Regions from separate parts of the Homo sapiens genome. Here all the other regions are linked to region 1. A link is an interaction called in ENCODE POLR2A ChIA-PET data of the cell type or tissue named here. Cell type or tissue: OCI-LY7. All regions are shown on one strand. Links, peaks and the distances in the headings refer to the core of each region. The heading gives the core; the rest is flanking DNA. Region 1 overlaps MOB1B (MOB kinase activator 1B). Region 2 overlaps JCHAIN (joining chain of multimeric IgA and IgM). Region 3 has its middle 23 kb from the start of MOB1B.

Evidence for each region. Peaks named below come from ENCODE experiments on the same cell type or tissue, not always from the same donor. Only the 100,000 strongest peaks of a DNase experiment are listed, where the experiment ranks them.
Region 2: POLR2A ChIA-PET joins it to region 1 with 5 read pairs; 6 of 35 experiments call an interaction of 5 or more read pairs at or near these places.
Region 3: POLR2A ChIA-PET joins it to region 1 with 5 read pairs; 4 of 35 experiments call an interaction of 5 or more read pairs at or near these places.

What each region holds. Positions count from the first base shown.
Region 1 is chr4:70,926,345-70,936,899 of GRCh38, forward strand. The region is part of intron 1 of MOB1B (MOB kinase activator 1B); the gene reads left to right. Among named protein-coding and RNA genes, the nearest start is that of MOB1B, 29 kb to the left of the region's middle. In OCI-LY7, for the core only: no CTCF peak of the experiment used is centred there; DNase peaks (open chromatin) are centred at 4,407 and 4,707; H3K4me3 peaks cover 1,738 bases; H3K27ac peaks cover 2,733 bases.
Region 2 is chr4:70,658,118-70,663,117 of GRCh38, forward strand. It overlaps JCHAIN (joining chain of multimeric IgA and IgM), which reads right to left. Exons shown (of 4, transcript NM_144646.4): 2 at 3,975-4,098. Among named protein-coding and RNA genes, the nearest start is that of JCHAIN, 5.9 kb to the right of the region's middle. In OCI-LY7, for the core only: no CTCF peak of the experiment used is centred there; DNase peaks (open chromatin) are centred at 2,214 and 3,395; H3K4me3 peaks cover 4,868 bases; H3K27ac peaks cover 4,742 bases.
Region 3 is chr4:70,873,863-70,884,417 of GRCh38, forward strand. No RefSeq gene overlaps it. Among named protein-coding and RNA genes, the nearest start is that of MOB1B, 23 kb to the right of the region's middle. In OCI-LY7, for the core only: no CTCF peak of the experiment used is centred there; no DNase peak of the experiment used is centred there.

The sequences.
Region 1 (10,555 bases), core at 2,397-7,396:
GTCTTTGGTCTGTCACTAGCTATGTGACCTTGGGCAGATGACTTAATTTCTTAGTTTCTATTTCCTCTGCCTACTGGAGGGTAACGAATGCTTCTTCCATTGGGTTAATGTGAGACTTGAATGACAGAATGTATATGAAAGCTTTTCATAAACCAGAGTCCTGTATAAACACTGTCATTATCTCCACTCATGAAATTCCCAAGCCCAGTGTATAAACTGTTTGTGCATTCCAGTTTTTTGTTTAGCTGTCTTACAAATGTATGGCATTATTGCATAATAAAATGAACATTTATTGAACACCTCCTGTGTGTAAAAGCGAAGTGTTAGGTGCTTGCTGGTGGTGGGAGGAGAAAGGAAGGGGTTTAGAAATAAACAAGATGTGCCGGGCGCAGTGGCTCACGCCTGTAATCCCAGCATTTTGGGAGGTGGATCATGAGGTCAGGAGATCGAGACCATCCTGGCTAACACGGTGAAACCCCGTCTCTACTAAAAATACAAAAAAATTAGCCGGGCGTGGTGGTGGGCGCCTGTAGTCCCATCTACTTGGGAGGCTGAGGCAGGAGAATGGCGCAAACTCAGGAGGTGGAGCTTACAGTGAGCCGAGATTGTGACACTGCACTCCGGCCTGGGCAACAGAGCAAGACTCCGTCTCAAAAAAGAAAAAAAAAAAAAGAAATAAGATGCGGTCTCTGTCCTCAAGAATCTTAGCACTGGAGACCAGCGTGTTACATAGATGTGCTCCTTAATGGTTGTTTTAAACTCTCAGTTCCAAGTCCACTGGCTAATGATGGTTAAAGACCCTTGCACTGCAAGATATTGCATTGAGTATACAAACTTTCTTGGGTGTATGTGTGAAATAATTGCAGTCTGTGTTCATCAAAAATTAGGAATATAAAGAAAAAAATTGCTGTCAGCCAGGCGCAGTGGCTCATGCCTGTAATCCCAGCACTTTGGGAGGCTAAGGTGGGCAGATCATCTGAGATCAGGAGTTCGAGACCAGCCTGGCCAACATGATGAAACCCCCGTCTCTACTAAAAATACAATAATTAGCCAGGCATGGTGGCACTCGCCTGTAATCCCAGCTACTTGGGAGGCTGAGGCAGGAGAATCGCTTGAACCTGGGAGGCGGAGGTTGCAGTGAGCTGAGATCATGCCACTGTACCCCAGCCTGGGCAACAGAGTGAGAATCTGTCTCAAAAAAAAAAAAATTGCCGTCAATACCACAGTTATAAATATGTGTAGTGCATTCACCTATTCAAAACAGCAAGAATTTTGCCGAATTGAGCTTCCGGTTTTTAGTCAGATGCTGTTTTTATTGTGTGGATGCGGGGGCCTCCCCTGCTTGTTCTTGGCATTGCTGCCACTGCTGTTCCACTTTAGCATCTTGGTTTTTAACATGGAGGGGAAGTGGTAGGAATCCTTCGGTGCACTCGCTTCCTGTAGTTCACTTGGGCATTTCAGGTAGATATTGGAATGGGCTGGAAGTGGTCTGCAAAACTCCAAGGCATAGAAGGCCTCCCTGAGATGTTTGCTTACCACTCCAGCCTCATCCGTGCCTTCCTGCTCTAACATCCCTCCCCCACAGTGTTCAGTGATTTTATTTGCATTTCTCTCAACCTGCTTTGCTCCATCTTTCTGCCTTTGTAAATGCCGTTCCTGTTATTCTGGCTGTTATTCTTCTCCTCCCCACCCCCATTTCTTTAGCTCAGGAGCCAACTTTTTCCCTGGCCTGTGCCCCCTTCCCAGTTTGTTAGATACCATTTCAGTGCCCTTTATAGTCCTTATCATAGTCCTTTCCAAAAAGACATTGTACTCCACCCACTGTCATGTGTATGATCTCTTTGAAGATGGGGCATTTTCAAAAAATGTTTGTTTTAAATCTCTACCACCTAGCATAGTGCCTCTTAGTAACAATTTTTTTTCCTGACTAATCAATGACATTTTCAAGAATTTTGTTTTTTTTTTTTTTGAGATGGAGTCTTGCTGTGTCACCTAGGCTGGAATGCAGTAGTGTGATCTCGGCCCACTGCACCCTCTGCCTCCCGGGTTCAAGCGATTCTCCTGCTTCAGCCTCTTGAGTAGCTGGGATTACAGGCGCGTGCCACCATGCCCGGCTAATTTTTTGTATTTTTAGTAGAGATGGAGTTTCACCATGTTGTTCAGGCTGGTCTCGAACTCTTGACCTCGTGATCCACCGCCTCAGCCTCCCAAAGTGCTGGAATTACAGGTATGAGCCACCACACGTGGCCTGACATTTTCAAGAATTTCATCACGGGTGGTGAGAGTATGAGTGATTCTCCTCAGTCTGTTGTATGTTTTTCCATTGTAAAGATTTTAGGGAAAATATTAAAAGGTGGCTACTGTGCACAGAAGAGTTTAGAATACCTATTTATTGGATTTTTATAATAAAAAAACTTTTTTTTAATAGACACGGGGTCTTGCTATGTTACCTAGGCTTGTCTTGAACTCCTAGGTTCAAGTGATCCTCCCACCTTGGCCTCCCAAAATGCCGATATTACTGGCGTGAGCCCCTGCACTCAGCCTTATTTATTGTATCTTTATCACATAGTTTTGTAGAGACCTTCTTTACAGGATTGTCATATACCAGGCACAAGTTTCCTATTTTCCAATGTGCCCTGTAAATTGTGTTCCCTCTACCAGGGAATGAGAGTGCTCATTTCCCTGCATTCCCACTATCATTGCATCATTAAGAAAAAGAGTCATGAAAGCTTCTTGGACTTTTAAAATTAATGCCAAATAAACAAGATAATAGTAAAGGTACTTCCAAATAATTTCTGTCCCCTGTATTTCTTTTCTTCTTTTTCTTTTCTTTCTTTCTTTTTTTTTTTTTTTTTTGAGACAATCTTGCTGTCACCCAGGCTGGAGTGCAGTGGCGTGATCTTGGCCCACTGCAAGCTCCACCTCCCAGGTTCAAGTGTTTCTCCTGCATTAGCCTCCCAAGTAACTGGGATTACAAGTGTGTGCCACCACGCCCGGCTAATTTTTGTGTTCTTAGTAGACAAGGGATTTTCCCATGTTGGCCAGGCTGATCTCCAACTCCTGACCTCAAGTGATCTGCCCACCTTGGCCTCCCGAAGGATTACAGGTGTGAGCCACTGCATCTGGCCAATTTAATTTTATTATTTTATTTTTGGAGATAAGGTCTTGCTCTGTGGCTGAGTCTGTAGCACAGTGGCCCAACAACTGCTTATTGTGGCCTCCACCTCCTGGGCTCAGATGATCCTCTTACCTCAGCCTCCTGAGTAGCTGGGACCACAGGTACACGTCACCACACCAAGCTAATTTTTTTTTTTTTTTTGAGATGGAGTCTCACTCTGTCGCCCAGGCTGGAGTGCAGTGGCGCGATCTTGGCTCACTGCAAGCTCCGCCTCCTGGGTTTACGCCATTCTCCTGCCTCAGCCTCCCGAGTAGCTGGGACTACAGGCACCCGCCACTGCGCCCAGCTAATTTTTTGTATTTTTAGTAGAGACGGGGTTTCGCCGTGGTCTCGATCTCCTGACCTTGTGATCCGCCCGCCTCGGCCTCCCTTAATACAGCCACTGCGCCCAGCCTTAATTTTTAAAATTTTTTGTAGAGACAGCGTCTCCCTATGTTGCCCAGGGTGGTCTTGAAGTCCTGGGCTTGAGCAATTCACCCGTCTCAGCCTCCCAAAGTGTTGGAATTACAGGCATGAGCCACCGTGCCTGGCCAGAATGAAGTTTTAAAATTTAAAATTTAGATTTAAAATGAAGTTTTAACAATTTACTAGAAAAATAATGCTTTTTTCGAAATTAGCATATAGTATAGTCTATAAGGGTGGATTTCACAAACTGAGATATTTAACTCAGTGTATATCTTGTTTCTTAGTTTTTTTTTGATATTTTACTACAGGCAATAAACTGATAATTTAGTGTACATAAACATGTTTGGGAGGCAGATGGCATATGTGGAGCTCTAAAAATAACTAAATTCTGGGGGTAGATTTAAAGTTACTTTTCACTTACTTCTCTTAATTCTTTTATTGCTTTTCTCATGGAGTCTGTTAGAAAGCTATGCCAGGGTTTTTAGTTTCTGATTATTTCAGGATGAAGAGTTTTTTTCTTTTAGTAACTCTTTCCCCAAAGTATGAGTAAACAGTCGTGTCCAATTGCTAGTGCATGTGAAGAATATGCTTTTATGGCATGCTTGTTATTTTTGAGTATTTACAAGTTGAACTATTAAGAGTAATTTATATGTTACAACAACTCAGAACACTCTACCTTTTTTTATTAGTAAAATCAGTAAATACTGTGCATGATTGTATGTGTGAAACCCTGGTAGCTTAATGAATTTTTTCTTTTTTTAAATGTCAGGTCTGACAACTGTGCTTGCATTTCACTTATTTCAAAAAGAGGAAGAGGGAGGATTTTTGCATTTAGTTTTGTGCATTTTTTTCTTTTTTTCCCTCTGATGGTTTTCACTTATTTCTGTTATCCTCTCTTAGTTTAAATGGTCAGAGTCGAAACCCATTCTAGGTATTGGGGAGCATTGCAACGTCTCAAATAATGTGAAATGTCACTTTTGCAGTTGACTGTATTAGCACTAAAGGGACTTCTTTAAACATTTTTAATTGTACCTTTCCTTTTTTTTTTTTTTTTTTTTTAACACAGCTGTTTCTCTGCCTTGTGTCCCAGGTTTGATTGCATCTGTATATTACTTTCACAGTGGGCCTTTCCTGACATCACACTGATAACCACTAGCTGCTTTTGTTAGACTTTGTTTAGAGAAATCATGGTTGTCCTGTGCTTGGGTACCATAAGCTCATGCTTAAAGCATTGGTGATCTGAAAGATCTGTTAGCTTCCCAGACAGAAAGGGGAGAATGAAATTAGCTTTAATGAAATAAATGTTTTGGCTCAGTTGTATAGAATAATTCAAGTCTTCTTATGATTTGCAGTTACATTCTGAAAGAATATGTCTAGAACTGTGTATGCCCCTGTAAATCAGGCTCAAAGAGGTAGGACTTAGACTTTAGGTGGTGGTAGTTACAAAACTTATAATTTGGGCAAAATCATCGTACTTTTGTGTCTCTTTTTCTTATTCATAAAATAACAGTTTTTATTTGACAACATGCAGGCTTTCTTCCTAAACATGTTAGAGAAGATTTATGATTGGCTTGTGGAACTGGTCAGAATGAGATCAGACCTCTGAATAAATAGATTACCTTTAGTGATTTTTTAGGGTTGGAAAAATTTCTAGTCCAGCCTCTTTGTTTTTAGATGAAATATTTGCTTTGGGTTTTATGATTTTCTGAGGTCACACTTTGTCAACTGTATAAATACATTCTGGTGAGACTAATTTTGATTACCAAGAATTCCAAGTGTCTTATTTTAGTTGAATTTTATGACATTAAGACAATTTTCCACCTTTCAGAGACAGGATGTCACTCTGAGGCTGGAGTGCAGTGGGGCGATGGTAGTTCACTGCAGCCTCGAACTCGTGGGCTCAAGCAATCCTCCCATCTCAGTCTCCTAAGTAGCTGGGAGTACAGGCACATGCACCATGCCTGGCTAAGTTTTGTTGTTGTTGTTCAGACGTGGTCTTACTGTGTGGCCCAGGTTAGTCTCGAAGTCCTGGGCTCAAGCAATCCTCCCACTTCGGCCTTCCAAACTAGTGGGATTGTAGGCATGAGGCACTGCACCTGGCTGGTTTTCTGCTCTTTTCGCAGTTTCTTGTTAAAAATGTACAATATGTAGATATAACTCAAGCCTGTATCTGTGGAGCAGGCCTCTAGTAGCTACCAAGGATAAAGAGATGGTACAGATCTATTTAGCTGGTATTAATTATTGAATATCGATTGTATGCCAAGTGGTGCTCTATATTTCTATATATATAATTTAATTTTCAGATTATAAGAGAAATCATATCATCCATCATGTAGATTATATGATTTGCAATCAAAATGATTGCAGTCAAGCAATTAAATAGCTTACCTGGAATCACGTAACTAGTACTAGACAGATCAGCATTTCCAGTCTAGGTGATCCAACAGCAAAAATCAAGGAATTTTTTTCTTTTTCTTTCTTTTTTTTAACCACATGAAGTAGGTAATGCCTGAGTTAAATAATAATAGTAAATGGGTTTTATTGATCTTTGTGCCAGGCATTGCACTAGTATTTTATTTTCTGATTTCTAATCCTTGGGAAAACTCTTGCAGCATGCTGGTCTCTCCATTTTGTAGATGAGGCAAATAAGGTTCTAGAGAGGCTGGGAAGTAAATCAACTCTCTCACTAAATTGTGGAGTTGCAGTGTGATTCCAGAGCCATAGGACTCCATCAGTCTGTGTTTTTCCACTGCCCCATGCTGCTTGTTGGTTTTGTAAATTACAACGTGGTACATGTTTCTGGCTTTTGTTTTCCTTAGGGGCCATTGGTATATCACATTGATTGAATGTAGCAGTGTTTCTAATGTGGATGTTTTTGAAACAATTTTGGTAATAGCACTAAGGATGATAGCAGTAGCAGCTACCAGCTAGCTAATTAGGATGCCATTAGAATGAAAAGTCTCCATTTGTATAGATGGTTTTGACTTATCTATAGTATACTGTAAGAACGCTGGGTCATATATCTATATTATTGTATTAGTCTGTTCTCATACTGCTGTGAACAAATACCAGAGACTGGGTAATTTATAAAGAAAAGAGGTTCAACTGACTCCCAATTCCACAGGCTGTGTAGGAGGCATGGCTGGGGAGGCCTCAGGAAACTTAACAATCATGGCAGAAGGGGGAAAGGGAAGCAAGCACTTCTTCACATGGTGACAGGAGAGAGAGAGAACAAAGGGGCAAGTGTTAAGCACTTTTAAACCACCAGATCTCAGGAGAACAAAATCACTGTCACAAGAACAGCAAGCGGGAAGTCCATCCCCATGATCCAATTACCTCCCACCACGCCCCTCCTCCAACACTAAGACATGAGATTTGGGTAGGGACACAAAACCAAACCATATCAATTATATAGTATATTTAGGTTTTAAAAACAGAGCAGTTTACTAACATTTCTATACATAATCCATTTTATTACCATGTTTTGATTAAGCATTCAAACTAGTTTTAATTAGGCTTTCAAACTTAAAAAACTTTATTTTTGTCAGTGTTCTTCATGTACGTAGTTTAATTTAGAGTCAAATAGTTCTATAGGGCTTGTAATAAAAATAACTCTTTTTTTTTTTTTTTTTTTTTTTTTTTGAGACAGAGTCTTGCTCTGTCAACCAGGCTGGAGTGCAATGGTGTGATCTCGGCTCACTGCAACCTCCGCCTCCCGGGTTCAAGCGATTCTCCTGCCTCAGCTTCCCGAGTAGCTGGGATTACAGGCTCCCGCTACCACGCCTGGCTAATTTTTGTATTTTTAGTAGAGATGGGGTTTCACCATGTTGGCCAGGCTGGTCTCAAACTCGTGACCTTATGATCCGTCCACCTTGGCCTCCCAAAGTGCTGGGATTACAGGTGTGAGCCACTGTGCCTGGCCAATTATTGAATCCTTATTGTGGAGGAAAAGGTTTCACCCCTCTCTTACCACATAGGGCTGGGTGCAGTGGCTCACGCCTGTAATCCCAACACTTTCTGAGGCCGAGGCAGGTGGAGCACTTGAGGCCAGGAGTTCAAGACCAGCCTGGTCAACATGGCAAAGATCTTGTCTCTACAAAGAAGAAAAAAAGTTTTGCAAATACCACATACATACTTCTCATTCTGCAACTTATTTTATTTATTTATTTATTTTTGAGGTGAAGTCTCGCTCTGTTGCCCAGGCTGGAGTGCAGTGGCACGATCTCTGCTCACTACAACCTCTGCATCCTGGGTTCAAGTGATTCTCCTGCCTCAGCCTACCGAGTAGCCAGGATTACAGGCATGTACCACATGTGCCTGGCTAATTTTTGTATTTTTAGTAGAGATGGGGTTTCACCATGTTGGCCAGGTTGGTCTCGAACTCCTGGCCTCAAGTGATTCACCTGCCTCAGCCTCCCAAAGTGCTGGAATTACAGGCATGAGCCACTGTGCCCGGCCCCATTCTGCCAACTTTTCAATATATATTATGTAAACACTGTGGACAGTTGAGCCAAGTACTGGAATATAATTTTTTTTTTCTTTTGAGACCGAGTCTTGCTCTGTCACTCCAGGCTGGAGTGCAGTGGTGCGATCTTGGCTCACTGCAACCTCTGCCTTCCAGATTCAAGTGATTCTTCTGCCTCAGCCTCCCGAGTAGCTGGGATTACAGGCGACTGCCACCATGCTTGGCTAATTTTTTTGTATTTTTAATAGAGACAGGGTTTCACCATGTTGGCCAGGCTGGTCTCGAACTCCTAACCTCAAGTGATTTGCCTGTCTCAGCATGCCAAAGTGTTGGGATTACAGGTGTGAGCCACCCCACCCAGCCTGGAATATAATTTTATTTTTCCTCTTATGCATAACTTGATGCTGTCTCCGTAATTGTTTTGTTTAATTTCATATGTATTCATTAGTCTTTTATCCTCAAATACTCCCCCAGTTAACCTTCACACATATTTAAATTCTTTTCTTATAATTAAAAAAATTATTTTTAATTTTTAAGATTAATTATTATTATTATATGTATATTTTTAGAGACAGGGTCTCTCTCTGTTGCCGAGGCTAGAATATGGCAGATCATAGCTGTAGCCTCCCACTTCTGGGCTCAAATGATCCTTCTGCCTAGCTGGGACTACAGGTGCAGTGCATGCCAGTATGCCCGACTAATGTTTTAAATTTTTTTGTAGAGATGAGGGCTTGCTATGTTGCCCAGATATAAGGAGTTTAAAATTGTATTAGTCTTGTTCAGCCTTCAGAAGAAATGCTAGGCCTCTGACCAACAAATGACCCTATGTGGGCTACAGCCTACATGGAGATTAAACACCCACCAGTCCTGAAAAACTTCAGATAAGAAAGGGAGTATACCGTGGAACTTCTCAAACCTAGGGAATCTGGGCAATTCTCTAGGTTTCATACCATCCGAAGACACACAAAGTAAAAAATTAAGCATTATGAATTAAACCTTTAGAGCTGCATATTTGCACGTAGCTGATAATTTCAGTTAGCGGCTTGGCAACATAAACTGGGACCCTCTGATTGCTCTCTGAAGTCTCGCCTGTGGAGTAAGCACACATTGCCTGGAACTCATTTCAGTTGGAACTCCAGATGGCTGTTCTAGGACTTCCCGACACTGCTTAATCTGAATGTAGGTATTTTCCTCAACTTGGTGAATGTGTGTGTGTGTATTTTCCTTTTCTCTCACTTTAGTCTTTGCTAAGTTAACCATTATACTCTTTTTTTTTTTCTTTTGAGACAGGGTCTTACTCTGTCACCCAAGCTGGAGTGCAGTGGCTCACTGCAATTTCTGCCTCCTTGCACTGCTCACTGCAACTTCTGCCTCCTGAGCTTAGGCGATTCTCCCACCTCAAGCCTCTGGAGTAGCTGGGACTACAGGTGTGTACCACCATGCCTGGTACACTAATTTTTTTTTTTTTTTTTTTTTTGAGACGGAGTCTCGCTCTGTTGCCCAGGCTGGAGTGCAGTGGCGGGATCTCGGCTCACTGCAAGCTCCGCCTCCCGGGTTCACGCCATTCTCCTGCCTCAGCCTCCCAAGTAGCTGGGACTACAGGCGCCCACCACTACGCCCGGCTAATTTTTTGTATTTTTAGTAGAGACGGGGTTTCACCGTTTTAGCTGGGATGGTCTCGATCTCCTGACCTCGTGATCCGCCCGCCTCGGCCTCCCAAAGTGCTGGGATTACAGGTGTGAGCCACCGCGCCCGGCCGGTACACTAATTTTTGTATTTTTAGTAGAGACAGAATTTTGCCATGTTGGCCAGGCTGTATTCGAACTCCTGAGCTCAAGCAGTCCGCCCACCTCAGCCTCCCAAAGTGCTGGGATTGCTGGAATTACAGGCATGAGCCACCAGTATACTCTTTTGCTATGCTAATCATTAAACTTTTCTTTGAACTGCATTTAAGTGTAATATTGTGGTTTCTTTTGCTTGCAAATCCTCAAACCCAAACTGAAAGTAAAACTTTCAGCAAAACACTAGGCTGGTCTTGAACTCCTGGCCTCAAGCTGTCCTTCCTTGGTCTCTGAAAGCACTGGCATCACAGGCATGAGGCACCGTGCCTGGCTCATTCGATCTTTTTGAACAAACCTATGTTGGAGTTTTTTGACCTGCTCCAGTCTGTATTGTTGGTATTATATAGTCCTGCACCATAGCTGTCATATTTGGAATATCTTTTAGCCTTCATCCATGGGATTCCCCTTACATAGTTCTTGGGTTGGATTTCCTGTTTCTTTGATCTCATGTCTTGGTTTACTTTTGTATTTTGGTGAGGCAGACCTTCTAAAACTCTAGAAGCAGTAAGAGGAATGTAAGTATTTTAAGACCTTATATATCTGAACATACCCTCATACTTGATTGGCATTATGTCAGAGGAGTATAGAGTTCTAGGGTAGAAATAATTTTCCTACAGAATTTTGTTTTAATTTGTCTGGGATCGAAGTTCCATTTGCTATTCAGAA
Region 2 (5,000 bases), core at 1-5,000, 270 kb before region 1:
CTGTCACATATCTAATCAATCTCACAGTCCAGTTGATTCTAATTATTTTCATGTGTGAAATCCATCCACTTGCCTCTCTTCTCATTATTACTGCCTTAATTCAGGACACCACTATCCTCTCCTAGATTGTAACAATGTCTTCCTTTTGTCTTGACCCCTTCAAACCACTGGCCACATTATTGCCAAACATCCTTTCTAAAAATGCAAGCTTAATTTCCTTCTCTGCTTAAAACCTCTAGTGTCTCTCCACAGATAACAGGGTATCCTCAAATAGCATAGAAGGCACGTATCCTAATATGCCCCTAACTCTCCAGCTTCATCTCTCACAATGTCACCATCTACAATGCATGCCAGCTGTAAACAATCACTTGCAATTCCACAAACGTACCATGCTTTTCTCATCTCCCATCTTAACAATAACAGTTCTAACATATAATACTGGTTACAGTGTGCCTGGTACTATGCTAAGCATATTACGTGATGATCTCATATAATCGTCACAGCAATCCTGTTTCCTTTTCCTGGAATGACCTGCCCCACCTATTAATTCTCTCACTCCCCACACACATTTAGCCAGCAAACTCCTATTGAGCTAACAGCCATCATCCATCCCACCACTTATTCCAAGCACCCTTTCCTGCCTCCCACTGCCACCCTTCTCCTCTCCCCCAGGATTGGACTGGGTGCCCCTCCTCAGTACTCCTATAACAACCCATGCCCATTCCTATCATAGCACTTACAATACAGAATTGTAATTGCCGTTTTAATTGTTTACGGTTTCCTGTTAGACTATAAATTCTTTTAAGAAATGGACTATATTTTAAATAAACTGTTTTATCCCCACCACCAACCCTTAATATTTGGCAGTTACTAAATAAACATTCGTTGAATGAATGAATGAAACTATTCTTAATAAGACTGTAAAGACTCTAGTAATATCAGAAAAAGGAGAGGCTACTATAAGCCAAACACTGTTCTTTTATGAATTATTGTATTTAATCCTCACAACCCTATAAAGTATATGTGTATAAATTCATACATGCATAATTATCCCTTTTTTTAAAGTTTAGGAAAAAGGCTAGTTAAGTAACTTGCCCAAAGTCACATCATTTTAGTAAGTAATGGAGTTGGGAATAATACCATAATGGCAGGCTCGGCATGGTGGCTCACGCCTGTAATCCCAGCACTTTGGGAGGCTGAGGCAGGTGGATTGCTTGAGGTCAGGAGTTCAAGCCCAGCTTGGCCAACATGATGAAACCTTGTCTCTACTAAAAATACAAAAATTAGCCAGGCGATGAGGAGTGCATATGTAGTTCCAGCTACTAGGGAGACTGAGGCAGAAGAATTGCTTGAACCTGGGAGGCAGAGGTTGCAGTGAGCCAAGATCATGCTACTGCACTCCAGCCTGGGCAACAGAGTGAGACTCTGTCTCAAAAAAAAAAAAAAAAAAAAAAAAAAAAAAAGCCAGGCACGGTGGCTCATGCCTGCAGTCTCAGCACTTTGGGAGGCCAAGGTGGGCAGATCACCTGAGGTCAAGTGTTCGAGACTAGCCTGGCCAACATGGTGAAACCTCATCTCTACTAAAAATACAAAAAAAAACTAGCTGGGCATGGTGGTGCGTGCCTGTAGTCCCAGCTACTCGGGGAGGCTGAGGCAGGAGAATTGTTTGAACCCAGGAGGCAGAGGTTGCAGTAAGCCAAGATCGCACCACTGCATTCCAACCCGGGTGACAGAGGGAGACTCCATCTCAAAATAATGATAAGAATAATAATAATAATACCATAATGGCACAGCAATGGCAATATACTTTCAGAAATCAGAACAGAAGATCAACACATCAGGCAAAGTGTCATGAAATATCTGAATTATCTGATTTCAGTAAACAATGTAATATAAAAAGAATCATTTCATAAAATAAAAAGATGAATTAGAAGATCATGGAGGAGATTTTAAAAATCTCCTGGAGGTTTAAACGTAAGATAGACACTCTTCAACATGGCTTAAGTGCCAGTGTCATGTATGCCATTCTTTCCAATTACCCACTACTCCAGCTATTCTATCCCTAACACGAAGCTATGTGGGCAGGATCTGAGTGGTCAAAGAAAACCTCCTAGAGGAAGTGATGGCTGAACTAAGACATGCACATTGAGAAGGAGTTAACTAGGCTAAGAGGGGTGGGACAGAGTTCTTCAAACAGAGGAACTAGCAGATGTAAAAGCACTGTGAATGTGGGGAAATAGAGACACTACAGCAGTGCTGAATTTTTTTTTTTTTTTTTTTTTGAGAAAGTCTCGCTCTTGTCCCCCAGGCTGGAGTGCAGCAATGGCATGATCTTGGCTGACTGCAACCTCCGCCTTCCGGGTTCAAGTGATTCTCCTGCTTCAGCCTCCCGAGTAGCTGGGATTACAGGCACCTGCCACCACGCCCGGATAATTTTTGTATTTTTAGTAGAGACGGGGTTTCACCATGTTGGCCAGGCTCGTCTCAAACTCCTAACCTCAGGTGATCCACCCGCCTCGGCCTCCCAAAGTGCTGGCATTACAGGCATGAGCCACCGTGCCCAGCCCCAGTAGTGCTGAATTTTTAAACATGAAGTAAAAGAAAAGTGGCAATGGATGATCTTGAGAGTTATGCTAAGCTTTGTAGATCAGGCCAAGGCATTTGTAATATATCCTAAGGTCAATGTTGGGGAAACCATCACAAGACTTTTAAGCAGGATGGTGACAATAATTGGCACATAGATTAGGTGAATAAATAATAGTAAATATTTTTTAATATGTCCCAGAAATATATAAGCTCTAAAAGGAATATTCTCTATTTATTTTTACAATAATCCTATGAGTTAAGCATGATTTTTTTCCTCATTTAAAGATGAAAAAGTTGAAGTTCAAAGTAGATTAGTAACTTGCATACAAAAACACACAACTATTAAGTGTCCCAGACAGAACTTAAAACAAAATTCTTAAACACATTATACTTTTTCCATTGATTGAATGGAATGGAATGCTCTGTTCTCTTTCTATAGGAGATTTGATTGGGGAAAAACTATTAAGGTAGGAGTGGTTTACAAGGAAAACTTATAACTGATTGGATCCAATAGAAATCTAATTTCTCAAATAGTATTAGCATTCTTGCTATTGAAAAAGAGCTGTATAGCATATAACTCTGGACTGTGTGTGAAATGAAATGAATATCTGAAATCCAATCTAAAAGTGAGATCAAATCAAATTAATGTGATCAGTCTGCCTTATCTCGATGCAGACATCTGGTTACAGTATAAAAGACTCAGTTATCTATATATGGTACAAAATAAGGCTTTAGTGTTATCTGAAGTTTCAGTTTGAACTGATCAAAGGCAACTGAAAGTTCTGATTCAAATTGAAATAACTTGGCCAGGCGTGGTGGTTCAGGCCTGTAATCCTAGCACTCTGGGAGGCCAAGGCAGGAGGATCGCTTGAGCTCAGAAGTTCGAGAACAGCCTGGGCAACATAGTGAGACCCTGTCTCTAAAGAAAAATAAAAAATTATCCAGGTGTGGGGTGGTGCATGCCTGTAGTCCCATCTACTGAGGAGGATCACTTGAGCCTGGGAGTTCGAGGCTGCAGTAAGCAGTAATCTTGCCACTGCACTCTAGCCTGGGTGACAGAGTGAGACCCTGTCTCAAAAACAAGCAAACAAAAATAAATGAATAGAAATAACTCCATATAAACAGTGCATGTTGATGACTAGATTACAACCTTTGTTTATAATTTGATGTAGCCCACTGATTTTAGATTGGCTGTAATCTTTCATTCTTACCCCTAATTTCAATAAAATTGCCTCAAGCTCATTCATAAGACTCAATTCTTTACTCATGTAAAGTGCTACACAGCAAAAAGGGGAGTAAAGAGGCAGGTGTTACATTCAAACAATGCTCAGTGTCAGAAAGTATCTCTGCTTAGAACAGGAAAAAAAGGAATATGGAATGCCACATACATAATTCGGATGTTTCTCTCCACAATGTCCTCATTAGGATCTTCGGAAGAACGGATGATCCTGGAAGTAATCCGGGCACACTTACATTTGTTGTCAACAAGAACAATCCTTTCATCTTCTTGGGCTTGAAAGGTAAACGTATTAAAAAGAAAGGAAAACAAAGGTCAATTTATATATTTTGTATTGAGTTATTTTATCTTTCTTGCCTGCAGAAAAATAGTTTTATGGTTGGTTTGTCTCAGCTTTCTCCATTTGTTCTCTAAGCAGAATCTTACATCACAGTAAAGGAAATCCAAAGGTACTCTAAAAGGGATTTTCACTTTTTTCTTGAACCAGTCTATGGGAATCTGGGTTGAAAGAATTCTGATTTTCGCATCCTTCCTAAACTCTCATTTGTACTTAAATTTTTTTTGTATAAATTGTATTATAGTTAAGAACAGGCATGTTTTCATCCAAGATAACCTTATTTTGTAAGACTTTTAAATATTCTCTACCACAATTATCTGCCTTTTCATAATAACAATCAGATTATCATAGTACATGATTCAATTTAAAAAAAGGCTATATTTCTTATAAGAATTATTTTAAGCAGGGCGCAGTGGCTCATGCCTGTAATCCCAGGACTTTGGGAGGCCGAGGCGGGCAGATCACAGGGTCAGGAGTTCAAGACCGGCCTGGCCAACATAGTGAAACCCCATCTCTACTAAAAACACAAAAATTAGCCGGGCATGGTGGTGCATGCCTGTAGTCCCAGCTACTCAAGAGTCTGAGGCAGGAGAATCACTTGAACCTGGGAGGTGGAGGTTGCAGTGAGCCAAGATCGTGCCACTGCACTCCAGCTTGGGCAACAGAGTGAGACTTCATCTCAAAAAAAAAAGGAAAAAAAGAATTATTTTAAAAGATAGAGTATATATAGATATAAAGTGCTGTAAATTTGCAAAAGCAATTTAGAAATATTATGAGGTACAATCTCAATTGAATATGCCTGTATACAGAAAAAAAAATGAATAAATGAATAAATACACA
Region 3 (10,555 bases), core at 2,560-7,559, 52 kb before region 1:
AATGTCAAATTTTATGTATTTTCCCTGCTTTCCAGTCATGTATCATTAATCGCAAATTTATAGAAATTTTTAAAAGAAGAAGGGTTTATTATTTTCATACATGTGAAAAATATAGTCTGGGCTTGGCGGCTTATGCCTGTAATCCCAGCACCTTGGGAAGCTGAGGTGGGCGGATCACCTGAGGTCAGGAGTTCGAGACCAGCCTGGTCCAACATGGTGAAACCCCGTTTCTACTAAAAATACAAAAATTAGTCAGGGGTGGTGGTGGATGCTTGTAATCCCAGCTACTCAGGAGGCTGAGGCAGGGAGAATTGCTTGAACCTGGGAGGTGGAGGTTGCAGTGAGCTGAAATTGCACCACTATACTCTAGCCTGGGCGACAGAGTGAGACTCCATCTCAAGAAAAGAAAAAAAAAAAAAGAAAGAAAGAAAAGAAAAATATATATGCAAAATATATGCATATGTATTCATATGTATATAAAAACTAAAGCCCAGATTTATAACAAACCACTGAGGGGCTGGGCGTGGGGGCTTACACCCGTAATCCCAGCGCTTTGAGAGCCTGAGGTGGGTGGATGACTAAGTCCAGGAGTTTGAGACAAGCCTGGCCAACATGGTGAAACCTACTGAAAATACAAAAATTAGCTGGGTGTGGTGGTGCATTATTTCATGATGGTAAATTGCTTTCAGCAGTAGAAGCAAGCCTTTTTTTTTAGACGGAGTCTCACTCTGTTGCCCAGACTGGAGTGCAATGGCGCAATCTCGGCTCACTGCAACCTCCGCCGCCCGGGTTCAAGCGATTCTCCTGGCTTAGCCTCCTGAGTAGCTGGGATTACAGGTGCGTGCCACGATGCCCAAATAATTTTTGCATTTTTAGTAGAGACGGAGTTTCACCATATTGGTCAAGCTGGTCTCGAACTCCAGACGTTGTGATCCTCCCACCTTGGCCTCCCAAAGTGTTGGGATTAGAGGCATAAGCCACCGTGCCTGGCCCTCATCCATATTTTTATCAGAATGGAAAGTGATAACCAATTTAGGGTTCAAAGGAACAAAGACTTCAGCAGTCTGCATGGAGCTTACAGAGCATGAAAACGGACACCTCTTTCTCATTAAAATGCATCTTTCACTTCCTTATTTTTTTTTCCCAAAGTAAATACAGTTATGTATCTGTTGAGACAGAGACATATAATTATCAGGATTCTCTCTTGGATTCAGTAATAAGACTATGGGCTGGGTGGGATGGCTCATGCCTGTAATCCCAGCATTTTGCGAGGCCGAGGAGGGTGGATCACTTGAGCTCAGGAGTTCAGGACCAGCCTGGGCAACATGGCAAAACTCCATCTCTACAAAAAAAAAAAAAAATTAGCCAGGTGTGGTGGCTTGCCCTAATCCCAGTTCCTTGAGAGGCTAAGGCACGAGAAACCTTGAACCTGGGAGGCAGAGTTTGCAGTGAGTTGAGATCCTACCACTGCACTCCAGCCTGGGCAACAGATTGAGACCCTGTCTCAAAAAACAACAGCAATAATAAAAATTTAAAACAGTAATAAGACTATGTTTTTGTAAGACTTCTGTGGCTTACGTTGGAAGCAAAGTTAGGTTGCTTTCCCTAACCCTTATTTCACTGACCAACAGATAATGCTGTATAGATGGAATTCTTTGTTCTTCTTAATGTTAGTATAGGGATCTGCTATAATTTGTGAGTTTTTTTTTTTCTTTGAGTCAAAGTCTCGCTCTATCACCCAGGCTAGAGTGCAGTGGCGTGATCTTGGCTCACTGCAAACTCCACCTTCCAGGTTAGAGCGATTCTCCTGCCTCAGCCTCCTGAGTAGCTGGGATTATAGGCGTGCACCACCATGCCCGGCTAATTTTTTGTATTTTTGGTAGAGACAGAGTTTCACCATATTGCCCAGGCTGGTTTCTAACTCCTGACTCAAATGATCTGCCTGTCTTGGCCTCCCAAAGTGTTAGGATTACAGGGGTGCACCACCATGCCCGGCCAAGGGATCTGCTATAATTTGGATATTTGTCCTCTCCAAACCTCATGTTGAAATTTGATCCTTCATGTTGGAGATAGGACCTAATGGGAGGTGTTTGAGTCATGGGGTAAATCCCTCAAGAACAGATTAATTCCCCACCTTGGGGGTAAGTAAGTTCTCACTCCATCAGTTTCCCCAATAGCTGGTTGTTAAAAAGAGCCTGTAAAAAAAAACACCCCCCCCACCCCACCTCTTTCTTCCTCTCTTGCCACGTGATCTCTGCACATGCCGGCTCCTCTTTGCCTTCAGCTGTAAGTGGAAGCAGCCTGAGGGACTCAGCAGAAGCAGATACCGAAACCATGCTTCTTGTACAGCCTGTGAAACTGTGATAAACCTGTTTTTTAAATAAATTACCCAGCCTCACCGGGCGCAGTGGCTCGCGCCTCTAATCCCAGCACTTTGGGAGGCCGAGGCGGGCGGATCACGAGGTCAGGAGATCAAGACCATCCTGGCTAACACTGTGAAACCTCGTCTCTACTAAAAATACAAAAAATGAGCCAGGTGTGGTGGCGGGCGCTGTAGTCCCAGCTACTCGGGAGGCTAAGGCACAAGAATGGCGTGAACCCGGGAGGCGGAGTTTGCAGTGAGCCGAGATGGCCGCCACTGCACTCCAGCCTGGGTGACAGAGCAAGGCTCTGTCTCAAAAATAAATAAATAAATAAATAAATAAATTACCCAGCCTCAGGTATACCTTATTGTAACAAGACAGACTAAGAAAGCATTTTTTTAGACTTGGACACTGAGAATTCTATCAAAGCTAGAAGGAGACTAGGAAAATTGGAGAGTATTTTTCCTTGAAACACTACTTTGGGAACCTCAACCAAAAAGGGAAAAAGAAATAGATCTATTTATTTATAATGATAGTTACCATTTATTATGCACCTATCCTCAATACAGTCCTACAAAGTAAATATTAACAGCACTTGTTAAATCAGAAAACCAAGATGCAGTGAAATTAAGTGGCATGCCCAAAGTCCAAAGCTAGTAGATTAGAATAAAGACTTAAGTCAGATTTCTAACTCCAAACCTCAGTCTCTTCACACTACACCACATTGTAACACAGGATTATGTTCTTTACTCTCTTCCTTTCTTCCCAGAAGATAAATTGCTGTAATATAACATCGTATAAATTTATTCTTTTTTTTTTTTTTTTGAGATTAGGTCTTGCTCCATCACCAGGCTGAGTGCAGTGGTGTAATCACACAACACTGCAGCCTCAACCTCTCCAGCTCAAGCACTCCTGCCTCGGCCTCCCAAGTAGCTGAGACTGCAGGCACATGCCACCACATCCAGCTAATTTTTTATTTCTTTTAGATATGGGGTCTTACTCTATTGCCCAGGCTGATCTCAAACTCTTGGGCTCAAACAATCCTCCTGCCTCAGCCTCCCAAAGTGCTGGGATTATAGGCGTGAGCCACTGCACCTGGCTGAATTTTATTCTTAAAAGGGATTTAACTAGGAAGATAATAAAAATAGATAATAAAAAGATGACAAACTGTTAAACTATGATTTTTAAGCACTTTTAAACTTTCTCTTTTAACATTTGTTTGAATTTCATAAATACATTTATACTGTTTAATTATATTTTCCATTCTTTAAGATAAATTGAGGAGAATGCTCACAATTGCCATGAAATTTATTCAGTTCTTATGAAGATAATACCTATGAAAAAGGTTTACAAATCTGTAGTTCCCTATATGGATTTTAGCTATTATTATTTATTTCCATTTAAAACTTTGTCATATGGAAAAGTTAAAACACATGCGGAAGAAGAGATAATAGTATCATAAATCTGCATGTGCTTATCATCAGCTTCAAAAATTAACAACGCATGGCTGATCTTGTTTCATTTTTACATACTACTTCTGTCACCACCCACTCCCAGATCATCTTCAAGCAAATCCTTAGATAACTATATTAGTCATAGGAGTGAATGTTTTTCCCAAATTAAAAAATTAGCAAGAATGTCCTGATGCACATCATTGATCAGACATACATTATGTGAAGTGCGGTCAAACAGACTTCAGCCTCAAAGTGTTGATACTCCTTTCCTGAAGTGTGTTTTTCCAAAGTCTGGAGGTTTCATTCTAGGGGAATGTCTTTCCTGGAGCCACTACAACTAGACAACTCTGATCAAGTGTCTTGACTACACCTAAATTATTAGAGCAGAGACTGATGATAGTCAATTCTTTAATGACACTCTGGAATTTTTGTTAGGCTACCCAGCAAAACTATTACAGCTAATTGTGGCCATTTGTCTAAGTTCAAATGTGAGCAGAAGATATTTCGGCTGCTAGCAGGTCTTTTCCTTAAAAAAATTGGCATTCCTTCAACTTGTCCTTTCCTCCATTCTTTTGGCTGGGATGCAAAAGTAAGCCAGTTTGGACCCTGAAACAAACGCCGCATGTTGAAGATGGCAGTCTCTTTACCAGCCCAGAACTACCTATCTTTGAACTGTTAGATGAAAGAGATATAAATATCTATCTTGAGCCTGGGCATGGTGCCTCGTGCCCATAATGCCAGCAGTTGGGGAGGCTAAGATAGAAGAATCACTTGAAGCCAGAAGTTAGAGACCAGCCTGGGCAACACAGCCAGACCCTGTCTCTTTAAAAAAAAAAAAAAAAAAATTCCAAAAATTAGCTGGTCATGGCCAGGCATGGTGGCTCATGCCTGTAATCCCAGCACTTTGAAAGGCCGAGGTGGGCAGATCACGAGGTCAGGAGTTCAAGACCAGCCTGGCCAATATGGTGAAACCCTGTCTCTACTAAAAATACAAAAATTAGCTGGGCGTGGTGGTGCCTGCCTGTAGTCCCAGGTACCTGAGGCAGGAGAATCACTTGAACCTGGGAGGCAGAAATTGTAGTGAGCCGAGATTGTGTCACTGTACTCCAGCCTGGGTGACAGAGAGAGATTCTGTCTCAAAAAAAAAAAAAAATTAGCTGGGCATGATGGTACACACCTGTAGTCTCAGCTACTCAGGAGACTGAAGTGAGAGGATCACCTGAGTCCAGAAGGTCAAGGCTGCAGTGAACTGCACTCCAGCCCGGGCTACAGAGTGAGATCCTGTCTCAATAAAAATTGAAAGATAATAAATGTCTCAGCAGCGCAGGATGGCTTACGCCTATAATCCCAGCACTGTGGGAGGCTGAAGTGGGCAGATCACGAGGTCAGGAGATCAAGACCATCCTGGTCAACATGGTGAAACCCCGTCTCCACTAAAATACAAAAAATTAGCCGGGTGTGGTGGTGTGCACCTGTAGTCCCAGCTACTGGTTTCTGGGAGGCTGAGGCAGGAGAATTGCTTGAACCTGGGAGGCGGAGGTTGCAGTGAGCGGAGATCACGCCATTGCACTCTAGCATGGCAACAGAGCAAGACTTCATCTCAAAAAAAAAGGATAATAAAATAAAATTTAAAAAAATAAATGTCTGTCTTGTTTATGCCACCGTATTTTTTTAGATCTCCCTGTTGCAACAAGTTTAGACTGTACAATAATTAATATATCTTCAAAAATTGAAGATTTAAACTTTAGTAGACAGAGATGGGAGCACTGGCTCCCCTAAAATAATAAGGCAAAGATAGATTAAACCAGGAAACATTTGCCTGCTCAGGCTCTGCTGCTGTTCCTTTACCATTCTTCTGATAAGTCTTTGTTTTGTTTTGTTTTGTTTGTTTGTTTTTTAGACGGGGTCGCACCCTGTCACCGAGGCTGGAGTGCAATGGTGAGATCTTGGCTCACTGCAACCTCCGCCTCCCGGGTTCAAGCAATTCTCCTGCCTCAGCCTCCTGAGTAGCTGGTATTACAGGTGCGTGACACCATGCCCAGCTAATATTTTGTATCTTTAGTAGAGACGGGGTTTCACCATGTTGGCCAAGCTGGTCTCAAACTCCTGACCTCGTGATTCGCCTCCTGCCTCCCAAAGTGCTGGGATTACAGGCATCAGTCACTGCGCCTGGCCAGTTTTTTGTTGTTGCTGTTGTTTGAGAGGGAGTTTCGTTCTTGTCACCGAGGCTGGAGTGCAATGGCAGGATCTTGGCTCACTGCAACCTCTGCCTCCTGGGTTCAAGTGATTCTCCTGCCTCAGCCTCCTAAGTAGCTGAGATTACAGGCACCTGCCATCACACCTGGCTAATTTTTGTATTTTTAGTAGAGGCAGGGTTTCACCATGTTGGCCAGGCTAGTCTTGAATTCCTGACCTCAGGCGATTCACCTGCCTCTGTCTCCCTAAGTGCTGGGATTACAGGTGTGAGCCACCGCACCCAGCTAAGTAGTTTTTTGTTGTTGTTGCTGTTTGTTTGTTTGTTTTTTGAGACGGAGTCTTGCTGTGTTGCCAAGGCAGGAGTGCAGTGGCGTGATCTCGGCTCACTGCAACCTCTGCCTCCTGGGTTCAAGCGATTCTCCTACCTCAGCCTTCTAAGTAGCTGGGATTACAGGCACATGCCACTATACCCAGTTAATTTTTTTATTTTTAGTAGAGACCGGGTTTCACTATGTTGGCCAGGCTGGTCTCGAACTCTTGATCTCAGGTGATCTGCCTTCCTCGGCCTCCCAAACTGCTAGAATTACAGGCATGAGCCACCATGCCTGGCCCTCTGATAAGTAGTTTTTGGAAATGAAAATAAAAATCACTATCATCTCAAAAAAATTGAAAAGATGCATATTTGCTCAATTCCAATGCATGATCTTGCCCGATCCTTCTTTGTTAACTGGTTGCTGTGAGTAGATATTTTTAGAACTATCATATTTTCTATTTGAAATTTAGTTTCATTAGCTTAGACCTGAATAAGAGGTAGAGTTCGAGTTGCAGCAATGTTGATATGCTCCGTTAATACAATGTGTGTTTTGTGTGAAAGCAACCTTGACTTTAGTTATGCCATTCCACTTAAAAAAAATAAAATGGTGTTTCTTTCATGCAGTTAAATAGAAACTTACAGACAGTCTCATATTTCATACAAAATGTAGGCCTGATTTTTCATTGACTTATTAGAACGTTTTAGTAAAGTAAAATTAAGATGAATTTTTTGGAAGGTTAATGCTGAGTAGACAGAACTCATCTATTGCTTGGTAGTCACTGGTCAGTTTTTTAAAAAGTAAAATTCTTATACTAAAAAGAGCTTATTACAAAATACACTCTCGAGCAAGAGAATAGAATTCTGTTAATATAGTGAAAAGTAAATAATCTGCTTTTCTCCTTTCAGTGTACCGTTTGATAAGAAGACTTGATTACTTTTGTCAGGAATGAGAAATAAATCCAGTTGTTGTTTTGCTTGTACTTTGTTATTTATATTCAAGAAAGTGTTTTGAGTAATTTTAAAAGCCAGAAATTATAACCATATATTTTGTTTAAAGTAACTATAATAATTTGTGTTTGTTGGATTATATCATGATGGTAAATTGCTTTCAGTAGTAGAAGCAAGCCACTTTTTTTTTTTTTTTTTTTTTGAGATGGAGTCTCACTCTGTCACCCAGACTGGAGTGCAATGGCACAATCTCGGTTCACTGCAACCTCTGCCTCCCAGGTTCAAGCGATTCTCCTGGCTTAGCCTCCTGAGTAGCTGGGATTACAGGTTCGTGCCACAATGCCCAACTAAGTTTTGCATTTTTAGTAGAGATGGGGTTTCACCATGTTGGCCAGGCTGGTCTTGAACTCTTGACCTCAAATGATCTGTCCACCTTGGCCTCCCAAAGTGTTGGGATTACAGTCATGAGTCACTGAGCCCAACCAAAGCAAGCCGTTTCTGAAATACAACATTTTTTTCAGACAGGTTGATAATTATTAAGGAACACTGATTAATTTCCTTTAGTCCCTAAATATTTGAAATACCTAATGTGCTCTTGAAACCAACTTTTAAATTCTTATCTGCCCAGCCAACTGGATCCATTACAAAACAAAGGGGATAAATGAAGAGCTAAGCTAGACAACTAGTCTACCCATTATTTCATAATAAACTGAGTAGGGAGCTTTAGGTTCTAATGCCACCCTAAAAAAAAAATGGGCTAGTGTAAGGGCTAGGCACAGTGTCACACTTGTAATCCCAGCACTTTGGGAGGCTGAGGTGGGTGGTTGGCTTGGGCTCAGGAATTTGAGACCAACCTAGTCAACATGGCAAGACCCTTGTCTCTACAAAAAAATAAAAAATAAAAAGGACTAGTATAGTATGTTCCAAAATTTTAAACTCGAGGTCTTTTCCTTCAAATTAATCTCACACAAAACCTAATAAATACTTACTATAAAATAGATAGATAAGGAGTTTTCCCTTGGTAGTCCATGTGTCAAAGTAGGTATGGTGGCAGAATTCCCACACTATGAGTTCCTTCCCCAGCAACTTCGGCTGACCCTAGGATAGTGTTTCTGAAAATCTGTTCCCTAGATTCTGTCCCTCAGAATCAAACTTACTGAAGTACTACTGTTTTACCCTGGCCAAATGTCAAGAAGATACTATATCATATGATGGTGTATTGAGGACTAACAAATAATGAAAGTTTGCTGAAATTTTTCCCACCTCAATTTTCCACTGAAAAACACCTGGTTCACTGGAAATAGCAGTGTTATATTACCAACCAGATATCTTTTGTCATCTGTGTTTATGTCTTAAGCGAAAAATGAATAATGCAGCCATTTATCCATGAGGGTCTAAAATAAATGTTTTATCTTCATAGCATAGAAAAGAGAATTAGCTGGGCATGCCTGTAGTCTCAGCTTCTCAAGAGCCTGAGACAGGAGGATTGCTTGAGCCCCGCAGTTCGAGACCAGCCGGGGCAACACAGTGAGACCTCATCTCGAAAAATAAATAAATAAAAATGCTGCCAAGAAAAATGAATTAAAAGTTGAATATCAGTGCTGATGGTATAAAGAAATGGGCTAAACTAACAATAGAGACAATTAAATTATACTTCGCAAATCTAAATGGGGTGATTACAAAGTAGTAGTAAAGCTTATTTTAATACAGTCTATCATTACAGCTTCTTTTTAAATTACAAACCTGGTAACCTAATGCTTTAAAAAACACCATTGTTCTTCACTGCTCATCAGATCAAGCTAAGATTATTACTTAGGCTACAAAATTGGTCATGATCTAGTTCCAAGTAGATCTCAGTAGCCTTGATCCCTGCTGATCTGTACTATGTGCACTATGTCCACTGGCACAGAACTCTAAACTATTTTCTGAAGAGAAGCTTCTTGTTATTTTCTTTTTTCATGCTGTAAAAGGAGTACATGCACCATCAGAAAATGCTAAAAGAAGAAAATGAAAATCATTCCATAATATCATCACTGTTAACAAAGTGGTGTTTTACCTTGAAGAAGGAGGAACGGAGCCATGAGCCAAGGAATGCAAGTAGCCTCCAGAAGTTAGAAAATGCAAGGAAACTTTCAGGTCATCTTGTAGAGGCACCAGAAGAAACACAGCCTGATGACACCTTGATTTTAGCCCAGTTAAACTCATTTTGGATTTCTGACCTCCAGAATTGTAAGATAATAAACTTAAGTCACCAAGTTTATAGTAATTTGTTACAGCAGCAATTGGAAACTAATACAACACTGTATGAAATTTAAGGCACAGCAACCAGGTGCAGTGGCTCAATGGCTGTAATCTCAGCACTTTGGGACACCAAGGTGGGTGGATCACCTGAGGTCAGGAGTTCAAGACCAGCCTGACCAACATGTTGAAACCCCGTCTCTACTAAAAATACAAAAAATTAGCCAGGCGTGGTGGCACGTGCCTGTAATCCCAGCTACTCAGGAGGCTGAAGCAGGAGAATTGCTTGAACCTGGGAGGCAGAGGTTACAGTTGAGCCAAGATTGCACCATTGTACTCCAGTCTGGGCAACAAGAGCAAAACTCCATCTCAAATAATAATAATAAATAACAAAATGAAATTTAAGTCACAGCAGAGCAGCATTGTATTATGCCTATTTTAAAATTTATTTCGTCACTAGCATCCAATAGTTATCTTTGGCCCCTTACATTTGTTTTCTTTTTTTTTTTTTTGACACAGCGTCTTACTCTGTGGCTCAGGCTGGAGTGCAGCAGTGTGAACACAGCTCACTGCAGCCTCGACCTCCTGGGCTTAAGCAATTCTCCTGACTCAGCCTCCCATGTCACTGGGACCACAGGCACACACCACCATGCTTGGCTAATTTTTGAATTTTTTGTAGAGACAGGGTTTCACTTTGTTGCCCAGGCTGGTCTTGAACTCCTGTGCTCAAGCAGTCCTTCTGACTTGGCCTCCCAAAGTGTTGGGATTACAGGCATGAGCCACAGTGCCTGGCCTGGTAACCTTACTTTTTTTTTTTTTTGAGTTGGAGTTTCACTCTGTCACCTAGGCTGGAGTGCAGTGGTGCGATCTTGGCTCACTGCAACCTCCGCCTCCCAGGTTCAAGCAATTCTCCTGCCTCAGCCTCCCAAGTAGCTGGGACTACAGGCGCCCGCCACCATACCTGGCTAATTTTTTGTATTTTTAGTAGAGATGGGGTTTCACCGTATTAGCCAGGATGATCTGGATCTCCTGACCTCGTGATC